3 separate regions of the Mus musculus genome follow, and all the other regions are linked to region 1. Evidence: chromatin contacts called from ENCODE Hi-C or POLR2A ChIA-PET data. All regions are on one chromosome and are shown on one strand. Each heading gives the region's core, a stretch centred on a gene start or an enhancer-like site at or near the end of the contact. The rest is flanking DNA. Distances are from core to core; before and after follow the strand shown. Region 1 holds the start of Sfr1 (SWI5 dependent recombination repair 1). Region 2 holds the start of Cfap43 (cilia and flagella associated protein 43). Region 3 holds the start of Gsto1 (glutathione S-transferase omega 1).

Region 1 (3,772 bases), core at 36-2,535:
TGGAACAGAACAGATGGGGGTGGGGGATAGAGGACAACACAGATATCCATACTTGTTTTCCTGAACTATTCGAATGGGGTGATGGTGGATTCTCCCTGGGCTGAGGAGCGGCAGGTGAAGTCGGGGGTGATGGTGGATTCTCCCTGGGCTGAGGAGCGGCAGGTGAAGTCGGTGGTGATGGTGGATTCTCCCTGGGCTGAGGAGCGGCAGGTGAAGTCGGTGGTGATGGTGGATTCTCCCTGGTCTGAGGAACGGCAGGTGAAGTCGGTGGTGATGGTGGATTCTCACTGGTCTGAGGAGCGGCAGGTGAAGTCGGTGGTGATGGTGGATTCTCACTGGGCTGAGGAGCATCAGGTGAAGTCGATGCTGAATCTGATGAGTTTTCCATCTTGGAAGTGAACTCCTGATTTCCTTATCAAAAAGAAAAGACGCGAATGATAATCAAATTATCTCAAAACAGACCTCAATTTTTCTGAACAAAATTTTCTTCAGTGAACTAAACACCAAAAATAGTCAGCCATTTCTTCCAATTACATGTAGCTATAATTTATTCTAATTCTTCTCATATTTTCCATTTACCTCTCCACATGGGGAAGTAACCAAGTCCTGTTTCTTTCACGACAAATAAACCAGCTAGTATCTCACTGTCTTTCTTTTTTTCCCTTCAAAACACCCCCAAAAATTTGCGTTTCAGGAAGGGGAACTATAACTAGTCAAGAACTTTAATTTTTGTTATAATTTCGTAAATAAAAGCAATACAGCCTGAATCTTGACTCTTAAAAGCTTTGCGCCTAGAACCAAGAACGAGTCCCGAGGTGTCAGAAAGCAGCATCTGCCCCTTTGGGTTTACTATGGTCAAAGACTCCGCCCTCCTCCCCAGCCCCGTCCATCTTCTCCACAAAGCCCCGCCCACTCTCCCTCCCCCTTTCCCCTCCCTCCTCACCACAGAAAGCCCTCCCCCCGTCCCCGCACCCCACTCAGCTCCCCCTTTCCCCACCCCGTCCCCCCACCACAGAAAGCGCGCTCCCCCCAGCTCCCTTCTCTTCAGCAACCCCGTAGCCCTCCTCCTCCACTCCTCCGCCTCCCTCGCCACAGAAAGCCCTCTATCCCACAGAGCAGGAGGCCGAGCTCCCGCGACGCCGGAGAGAGCTTCTCCGTCAGATACCCAGACACCCGCAGGCCTGCCGCTCAGGCCAACCCCAGGGAGAAAGCTCAGTACCTTCCTCAGCCATGCTCACAGCGGCGACACACCGTACACACAGCCAGCGGAGCGCCCGCAGCCCACTGACCTCGCCCCGGGGGCGGAGCCTCACCGGAGAAGAGACGTACGATTGGCTAGCTTGGCCGGAGCAGGCGGATGTGCTCCGTACAGCTCCGACTGCGCGTGCGCGGCGGGCCGCGGGCCTGGGCCACGGGGCGGAGCGGGGCCTGGCGGGAGGCGGGCGCGGCTCGTGATTGGCAGGGCTGGCCGGCGCGCTCCAGGGCTCGGCTACGCGCGCGCGGCCGCCAGCCGTGGGGTGGCGTCCATGGAAAAAACGATGTTAGGCCCTTGGAGGGGCCTGAGGGGGGCGCGCTTCCGCTCGCCACTGCCTTTGGGAGTTGCGGTGCCAGCTGCCTTCCCGAGCAGCTTCCCTGGTGGGGTTGGGGGCGGGGTGGGTATCGTCAGGGTGGCGCGCCCGAGAGCACCGCCCTCTGGCAGCGCTCGCCCCCTGGCAGGCTCGGCTTTCCCCACCGCAAAGGCTTTTCCTCAGACGTGGCAGGGCCGGAAACCGCGGGGCCCGCTCGGCTCCCTGCTGGCTCGGAGTCTATGTGGGTGTCTCTGCATAAACAGTAGAGGGCATCCCCAGCCTGCCTTGCGGACTCGCCCCCTTATTTTGGTCTGTGCCCACCTCTGCTTGGCTTCACATGTTTTGGTCAAATCTGAGAAAAAAATAACCTAAGGAAGTGTATTATGGCGCAGAACAGGAAGCGGGGCGCGGTCGATCCGACAGGTTCGGACTAGAATTCAGATATTTGAGAACTAAACCCCTTGCTTGATCCTGCCCCCCCCCCCCCGAGGCCCCTTGCTAGACCCTGGCTCGACTCCTGGGGGTGCCCCTTGCTAGACTCTGGGGGGCCCCCGGGAGGCCCCTTGCTAGACCCTGGCTCGACTCCCGGGATGCCCCCTTGCTAGGCTCTGGGGGCCCCCAGGAGGCCCCTTGCTAGACTCTGGGAGGCTGCACGGCCTTCTAGTGTTCAGGATGTTCTGTTGCTATGCAACAGCAAAATGAACTAGCTTGGGTGGAGCCGTGGGTGTAGAGAAGTTGAGCTAACTTGTGAGTCACTGGGAAGTTTGTAATAAGGGACAGCTCTCTTTCCGAATATCTGCTAATAGTGGCTTTAAAGTAACCCGAAAGAACTGATTAGACTCCTAGGCGGTCAGTTAATAAATACAGAACCTAAAGGAACTTAATGAGGTGATTAGATCTGCAGATGTTGCAATTGCCTAGATTAGAGTCCTGGCACCACGGTTTCTTCTTTGGTTTGTTTTTGTTTTGTGCAATGGAGTGTAGTGTGGCCGTGGACCTCAGTTCGATGGCTTGGTAAATGAGAACAATATTCACCTCCTAGAGACAGGGAAATTCAATGATAATGTATGAGAGGCAGCTAGAATCATGCAAAACACCAAAGGAACATTTAGTCAAGCATATTCGTCATTCCCTAATTGACTTAAAGCAATGTCTCACAAGCTTTTATCCCTTACCTTTCCCAAAAGCACGGATTTTTAAAAGAGTGCTATGATAGCTAAAAGTCCACACAACTTAAGCCATAAATACCAGAAAACGTCAAGCCTTCACATGTGACCATTAATAAATTAATGTTCCACTCCTAAATGTTTAAGAAACAGCAAGAACAGAATTCATTACTTGGGGACAGGAGGTTGTTTTGTTTGATGGTTTTTTAAGACAGGGTTCCTCTGTAACTCCCCTGGTTGTTCTGGACCTTGCTTTGTAGCCCAGACTGGTCTGGAATTCACAGAAATCCTCCTGCCTCTGTCTCCCGAGTGCTGAGATTAAGGGGAAGGCAGTAGAATGCATGATTTTTATGGTACAAGTGTTACTCACCAACTCACAGATCAGTCTGTGAAATCATTTCTTCTCATTTTTTCCTTCCTATGAGTTCTCTCATTACAAAAAAGGGCAGACTTACCTGCCCTGACACTTGAAGCACAAAGCACACTTCATATTCAGGATGCCTTGAGGCGTAAGGGTGAGTTGTTTTTATAAGTCTAAAATCAGCTGCTCCCAAATTCTTTTGTTATTACAGCCTAATCTTAGAGCTATGCTTTTACTGACTACATAAAGGAAAACAACATCTTGCCTTGCAAATGTTCTGACTTGTTTTTATATGAAACTGATGTATTAAAATAAGACTGGCCAAGCTTTCCAAGGACCTCTGAACTAGCTCTCAGGAAAACCTGTTAGCTCGGAAATGTGTGTCTGTTGGCCATTCTCTCTTCTGTGTGCTGTGTCAATGGTCTTCCCATATGTTTGTATTTTACTTCCCATACTCAATTTAATGCAAAAGATCTGGAATATGTATAAATTGCCCCTACACAAATGGAGACACAGCTCTGTGATAGGATGCTTACCTGCCATTCATGAGGCCCTGGGTTCGACCGTTAGCTTTAGGGTGGGCGACGGGGACTAAAAGTAACCATTATAGTTTCCATGTGTCTTTAGAGAAATATTTTCATGTCTTTAGTGACCTGAAATCTATTTGCCTACAAAGA
Region 2 (3,459 bases), core at 873-3,372, 110 kb before region 1:
CGTCAAGCAAATGTTAATCATATTGGTGTAAGTGTTGCAGCTCTGAAGTGAAAGGTTTCCACTTCAAAAGTGTTCCAGTTTGCTCCAGCTGCTGCAGGGGAGCTTTTCCCAATGGGAATGTAACAGTTCTGCTACTCGGGAGGGAGGGGACGATTTCCAAAGTGTTACAGTTCTGCTCTAATGAAAGTGTTAGAGCTCTGCTCAGGTAGGGGTAAGTTTCCCCCAGCCAAAGCTCTATACTGAGAGGTATCCTGGCAACCCGGAGCCAAGGGGTACCACCAAGTCACACCACACAGCAAGCCTCACACAAGAGATTAACTGAGAGGTAAAACCTCGATGGACGATGGACAGTGGCTGCTTTTGCTCAGGCAATTTGAGCAGAAGGCGGGGCTTATATAAGATTTCTGGAGGTGCAGAGCTTTCCAGGATAGAGATTCCCAGGGTGGTGATTGGTGAGATATCAATTCCTGAGCTTGAATGAACTCAGGGATTGGTGGGTGTCCTTATTATGTAATTGGTGGGTTTTATCCTGCATTCGGAACGTTTGGTTCTCAGCTGCCAGACTCTGATTAGCTGGCTCTCCCTTCTCCTGACTCCATAGTTTCACGTCTTTCTGCTCTACCTCAGCATCATTCTTGTTATTAAACACTGATGCTGTGGATTATTGCTTCAAAGGTCTTCCTCTTTTTTCTCTCTCTCTTTAAAATCCCCCTTTCTTTAACCTACTTGAACACATCCATAGTTCATTACTGTAGGGTAAAAAGGGCAATAGAAAGAACACTATGACCCTGACTTGACCCCAAGACCAAGGCCAAGAAAAAGAATCCCACCAATCCCTAAGCTTGCCACAATATCAGACAAAAAAAAAAAAAAAATTCCACCAATCCCAGGCCACCCTGGAAAGCCCAGCAGCCATGAAACCCTACATAAAAACCCTACCTTATGCTCAGTTGACAGCTGCTTCTAGTCCAAGCATTGCATCCACCCTCCTGGGTTTCCCCTCCCAATAAATCTCTTGGGTGAGGTTTGTTGTAAAGTGTGACAAGGTGGTATTGCTTGGTTCCCAATTGCCAGGATACCTTTCCTATCAAAGCTGTAACATTTTCATTGGTGAAGCCCTGCCCTGCCACTGTAACAGTTACAGTGATGGAGTGAACATTCCCTAGACCAGGCTCAGCCATTTCCAACATATTATTTCCTTTCTTTCTTTTTCTTTCTTTCTTTCTTTCTTTCTTTCTTTCTTTCATCCTGTTTCTCTTCTTCTTCTTCTTCTTCTTCTTCTTCTTCTTCTTCTTCTTCTTCTTCTTCTTCTTCTTCTTCTTCTTTTCTCCTCCTCCTCCTCCTCCTCCTCCTCCTCCTCCTCTTCTTCTTCTTCTTCTTGTATAGAATAGAGTTTATTCAGGCCATGGGAAGGGGAGTTAATAGAGTAGTAAAGGCAGAGAGAGAGGGAGAGAGAGAGAGGAGGAGGAGGGGGAGGAGGAGGGGGAGGAGGAGGAGGGAAGGAGGAGGGGGAGGAGGAGAAGGAGGGAGAGGCTGGTGGGAGCGGGGAGGGAATGGGGAGCCCAACTTTTTTTTTTTTTTTTTTTTTTTTTTGGCCAGGTGGGAAGGAAGGAACTGGAAAAGGGGAAGAGAAACTCAGGGAAGAAAAAGGATTAGACAGGACAGAGGCAAGGGGCTAGGAGAGAAGAGCATAGCCTATCACCCACCAGATTACTTCAGTCTGCCTCCTTGCGCTCACAGAGGAGACACCTGAAGGGTTGTTAGGCAGCCATTGTGCCCCTCACCCTTTGGATTCTGACTTGGCTTTCTGCTCACTGGGTTCCGAGCAGGCTTAACCGGTGCAGGGAAATAAATGAAATATTTCCGGCGTATAGATAGGAGTAGCATGGCAGCATGCAGAATTAATAACCGTCTTGACACTTATTAATACTGAAACTATTTGCTGAGGCAGAAGCACTCCAGCATCCACGACCCAGGGTCCCACCGCTCGGCTTCGCTCGCCGCTCGCCCATAGGCGGCGCCCGCCAGCCAATGGGCGCGGGGTTCCCGGTCTCCAGGATACAGGTGTAAACAGTGGCATCTTCGCGGGCTTCTTAGCCTGACCCGGCCGGGCCAAGGAGTAACGGCCGCAGCCCCGGGTGCGCTGGGAGTCGGCATGTCGCAAGACCCGGAGCGCGACGACGTCACTGCCTCTGCCACTGCCTCTGCCTCAGCCTCAGCCCCTGCCTCTGCCTCTGCCCACTACTCCGGATCCTCCCTGTCGGTGAGGTGCGGCATCGCGGCCGCAAGGGGCTGGAGGGGGAAACCCTGCCAGGACCCCTGCCCCTCGAATCCTCCAAGCAAACTCGCTCTGCTTCTCACTCCCCACCCCCACCCCCGCAACTCCTCCCCACCCCCGGCTCCGACCCTGTGCAGCCTCTTCAGTTGGACCCCTCGGTCGGTCTCCTGACCAAATGACCAACCGGCCCTCAGTTTCCCACCTCACCACATTGCTCTCCTGCTAAGGGACCCTCACTTGTGTGCCCGGTATTCCTCTCCCCCACCTTCTGTTTTTGCATCCTCTTCCTGCCTCGGTGGTACTCAACCCCAGAGCTCCTGCAAACCCATTCAGCCCTCCTCTTCATCAGCGTCCTCTTAGGCGATTCCCTCCCTTCTAACTCCTTCCTTCTCACTCCGGATTCCTGTGCGCAGTTGCTGGGCCTTAGACATCTGGAAGAGCTAACTTTTCTGTCCCTCCACGTTCTGAAGGATGGCTTACAGTTCAGGGTCCCCTGTCACTGCTGTTCTGTGTCATGGGAGGAGATGGGGGACAGACTCGGAAAACATGTGCCCTTCACTCTCTTTCCTCCACTTTCAAACATATCTTTAATATTTAAATAAAATGGAATTTTCCTTATCTCAGACTTTCCTTCCACCATATACCTACCACACAATCCTCTCCTAAAATGGACCTCTCACGTTCTAACTCCTTTGCCCTCGTGTCTTCCTTGTCCTTATGTGGATTTTTAGGTCTAAAACAGAGCCGTGCATTCTTCATGTGTGTAAACTATAAGCAAGTCACGTACGTGGCTTACAACTATAGAGTGTGCTGTCTTACTCAAAGCGGTTTTAAATTTGTTTAGTTGATTTTTTTAAGTGATTTTGAGTTTAGTTTTTCAAAAAACAGTCAAGAGAAAAGAACCCTGGATACACTGTTTTCTACAATTTCCTTTCAACCTAGTGAGCCATGTCACAGGCCAGAGACCTATTGATCTTTGCATTTCTTTTATATATATAGAGAGATTTATTTATTTATTATTATGTATATGTGTATATGCGTATATACGTACACTGTTGCTGTCTTCAGACACAACAGAAGAGGGCATCAGATCTCATTACCGATGGTTGTGAGCCACCATTTGGCTGCTGGGAATTGAACTCAGAACCTCTGGAAGAGCAGTCAGTGCTCTTAACTGCTGA
Region 3 (3,602 bases), core at 653-3,152, 120 kb before region 1:
CAGTGTCCACTAGGAGAGACCACTCAAAAGTAAGCCATCCCAACACGTCTGACTTCCCGGGTCTTCACCCACAACAAATCAGATTTAGCTTATGGATTTCAATGCATAATCCCTCACAAGAACAAATAGCCAGTGTGAACACTGGTGTGTGTGTGTGTGTGTGTGTGTGTGTGTGTGTATGCAAGCATGTTAAAAGGTTTACAGAATAATGAACATACAAACCACCTGTCATGGGAAAGACAAAAGCCCTTGCCATAGAATAGTGTCCATCTCTGAGAATTATATTTTGAAAATGGAAGGCAATTCCTGGGCTCTGGAGATCAAGAAGACAAGTGAATGCTGGAAGCGTGGCATTTTGAGCCAACACTCAGCACAGCTGAGCCCACAGGCTGGAGGATGCTCCTTACACAGAGTGTGCAACACACATGCCCTGTGTAAGGCGCTACTGCCCCAGGCAAAGTTTCCTGGTTTAAAATCGGTCTGTGAATAACGAGTAGTAATAGACACTATCTGAAGGAACCCCTCTCCCCGTAAGGGCCCCCACCCCTGTTATGGTAAAGTAATTTCAATGTTGCTTGGGAAATCCTGGTGCGAAATATAATTCTTTTCCACACTGAGTTTCAGTAGGAAACACATCACACAAGGCATTGTGCCCTGTTCTTGGACTCTCTCGTTGTATTAGAACAATAAATATCTTTTATTTTTTTCAATTCAGTTTGAGTTTCTTTGTTAGAGTGAAAGTTCCAACTAATATAGAAAAATTGCTTTTTAAGAAAAAAAAATACGTTCTTGTGTTCAAAACCAAATCTCCTATCCAAATGAAATTAAAATCGTTACAAAGTGACAATTAATTTTCAAATACTTCCTTAGGTTACATATTTTAACATTTAGGGAAAAGAACTGCCTGCCTAGCCAATTCTCCCCATGGACTAAAAGTCGTTTACGAATTGTAACTGCATACATGAACTTTTTCTTAAGGGTGAGCTTCCAAACAGAAGGTGTCTAATAATTGTTCAAAAGATCCCCCAAGACATTGGAAGGGAAATGGTCCAACGAACATGGTATCGGGAAAAGCCAAGAGACTCACCAACTGTAGATAACCCGTAGGTCAAAGACTGTTTGGATATGGAGGCTTTGCAAAGGCTTGACTCTGACACTTCCTTGTGTTTACAACCTAAATGACTGTGCACACGGCTCAGAACTCTGCTAGGCGGGTGACCTTTGTGCAACAGCGAAGCAAGCCTCTAGTTCACCAAGAATCCCAGGACCCGAGCTGAGACAGCCACCCCAGGGTTCCGCAATCTAGTGTAAACCACCAACCTCACCGTGGGGGGGTGGGGAGGGGAAACACGCTTTTTTTGAGCCCCAGACTGCTTAAACAGGCTGCCCTAGAGCCCTGGAGTCCATGACAATTCTCCCCTTGAAAAGAGGGTGAGCAACTAAAGTCTCCTACAAAAGGCTGAGAATATTTCCCCCTGACCACAAAGCCAACGCCGCGAGGGGTTGAAGCCCAGCCGCCAGCGGCTCCGGAGCCATCGCCCTCGTCCTCACCGGATTCCCTTGGCCTTCAGGACCATCAGCGTCCTCTGAGCGAAGGGGCAGAACCTCATGCTGTAGACGCGGATCTGGCCCTCCGGGACCGGGCCGGGGGGCGCGCTTCCTGCAGGAGAGAGGAGACAGTCACGGCCCGGATCGCACAGGGATCCCGGGCATCCCCGGTACACGGTGCGTCCCCGACACCAGTAGCCTCACCCTTCCCCAGGCTCCTGGAGGATTCTCCCGACATCGCTGAGCCGCCGTGCAGGCCGAGAGCCACGCGGGTTCCGCTCCCGTTTGCGGGCGACTCTGGAAGCACGAGGTCTTGTACACTGTCCTAGAACTCAGCCCCGCCCAGACCGCGCCTCCTGGCCGGGAGCCGCCCCCGCCTTTAAAGGGAAAGCATCGGCCGCTGCGATCCTGGATCCTGATGCTGTGTGACGTTAACCGGTGGGCTCCCAGGTTCGCTGCGGAGGTAGTGCAAGGAGGAACAAAACCACAGAGACACACACCCCGCCTCCACACAAGGGGTCTTGTGGTTTCTTGTGTCATGTGATGACCACCTGGAGCCGGCCAAAGCAGAGATGCTCAGAAAGAGCCACCCCATCCCTCCAGGCCGAAGGTTTCCTGTCTGCCTTCACACAGGACTCTGGCCCTGACCTCCATACCTCCCACACCCACTCCACTGGTATGTGAGCTCTAGCTCTGCCCCCAAATTTCCAACATTCCAGAGGGGTCTAGGAGGTGGTCTAGCCACCTGGACGGTCTTTTCTTCTGTCAGTACTAGCTTACTATAAGCTGCCATCCCTATAGTCACCTACAGAGGCACATTTCGGCATATAGAAAAGAGCACACATCTGGATGTTATTAGCCTCCGGACGCAGTTGTGCTTTCAAAATTCCATCCATAAAACATTTGTCTGGAAGCCTAGAAAGAGCACACGCTGGTTTAAGCACAGTGGGCTGAGAAAATTTAGCCTTTTGAGTCCATAAGAAAAAAAAAAAAATCTGGCCAGAGGGCTTGCGAAAACTGCTGTCTTCTTATTCAGGCATGAGGAGAGTTTGCCTCCAGGATTCGCAAAGCTCATGGATAAAAGCTACTAACTCCGGGGCTATTTATGAAAGAGCATGCCTGGGTTTTGTTTCCAGCTCTATTATTGGAGAAGCAGAGAATGCCCTTGGAGCCAGCTCCAGTTTTGATCCTGGCTTCTCCCTGTGCTCACTAGAACTACGGAACAAAATGCCAAAGTGACTTAAATGACTCATACGTCTAACAATTGCGGCCAGGAAATGGCAGCACCCTAGCAGGCAGGGCTTGCTGTGGATGAACTAGCAAACATTAATTCTTCAAATAAAGAAAGGAAAATATACAGAAAACCACTGTGCTACGTTACTGGTGGCCATTATAGTAGGGATCATGCCTAAGTCCTAGCAGCTGAGAACATAGCCCTCAAACATCTGGGCATATATCTCTACTGGCCACAGTCAAACTGCCACGGGACTATATATTTTGTTGTAGCTGTAACCTGAAGAGATTAATCTGAGTCGACTATATTGCAAGAAGACGAAAAAATTAAAAACCCTAGTGACAAGAAATAGTTTTTAACCTTCTACGTAATGTTCACCTTCACTGCCCAGATGTGTCCACCCGATGCAGCAACCTTCTGTAACTTTTCAGAAGAATGATGGGTAATTTCATACTGTCCAATTTATAATCTATATTGACAGGATCAAATTCAGGTTGTTGAAGGTCTTATCAACTGCCTCGCAGATGGTGTTTTAATAAAAAACTTTTATTTCTATATGTTACGAATAGCTAAAATATCTGACTATTAGCTTTTATAACATCTCATTCCAGCTATCAGAGAATGTTCCAGATAAGCTCCAGTCATTCCAATAAACCTGAAGACACCATGAATTCTGGGAGTAAAAGAACTGGGAAGATAGATCATTTCATAAGAAAATTATCCCCAAACAGCAGCCACCATCCTTTGGCAACCAAATTGTCCACACAAGTAATAAAGACTCCTTCAAGGTCATCGTGTAGAAACAGACTGAGCCAAACCA

The links. Hi-C counts contacts between places; a loop is a spot of excess contacts on that map. ChIA-PET counts read pairs that join two places held with the same protein, here RNA polymerase II (POLR2A).
Region 2: POLR2A ChIA-PET joins it to region 1 with 12 read pairs in Patski. The contact joins the promoter of Cfap43 here to the promoter of Sfr1 in region 1. A Hi-C loop is called at or near these places in 2 of 37 maps with a recorded cell type or tissue (both left cerebral cortex). POLR2A ChIA-PET finds 5 or more read pairs at or near these places in 2 of 5 experiments (Patski and embryonic stem cell).
Region 3: POLR2A ChIA-PET joins it to region 1 with 14 read pairs in Patski. The contact joins the promoter of Gsto1 here to the promoter of Sfr1 in region 1. POLR2A ChIA-PET finds 5 or more read pairs at or near these places in 2 of 5 experiments (Patski and embryonic stem cell).

Annotation. Positions count from the first base shown.
Region 1 is chr19:47,729,269-47,733,040 of GRCm38, reverse strand. It overlaps Sfr1 (SWI5 dependent recombination repair 1), which reads right to left and starts at 1,285. Exons shown (of 4, transcript NM_026377.2): 1 at 1,220-1,285; 2 at 53-411. The coding sequence starts at 1,232.
Region 2 is chr19:47,836,024-47,839,482 of GRCm38, reverse strand. It overlaps Cfap43 (cilia and flagella associated protein 43), which reads left to right and starts at 2,122. Exons shown (of 38, transcript NM_027559.2): 1 at 2,122-2,268. The coding sequence starts at 2,156.
Region 3 is chr19:47,853,273-47,856,874 of GRCm38, reverse strand. Gsto1 (glutathione S-transferase omega 1) reads right to left here and starts at 1,902. Exons shown (of 6, transcript NM_010362.3): 1 at 1,753-1,902; 2 at 1,552-1,660. The coding sequence starts at 1,786. Gm30021 (predicted gene, 30021) reads left to right here and starts at 1,959. Exons shown (of 2, transcript NR_166768.1): 1 at 1,959-2,224; 2 at 3,394-3,602.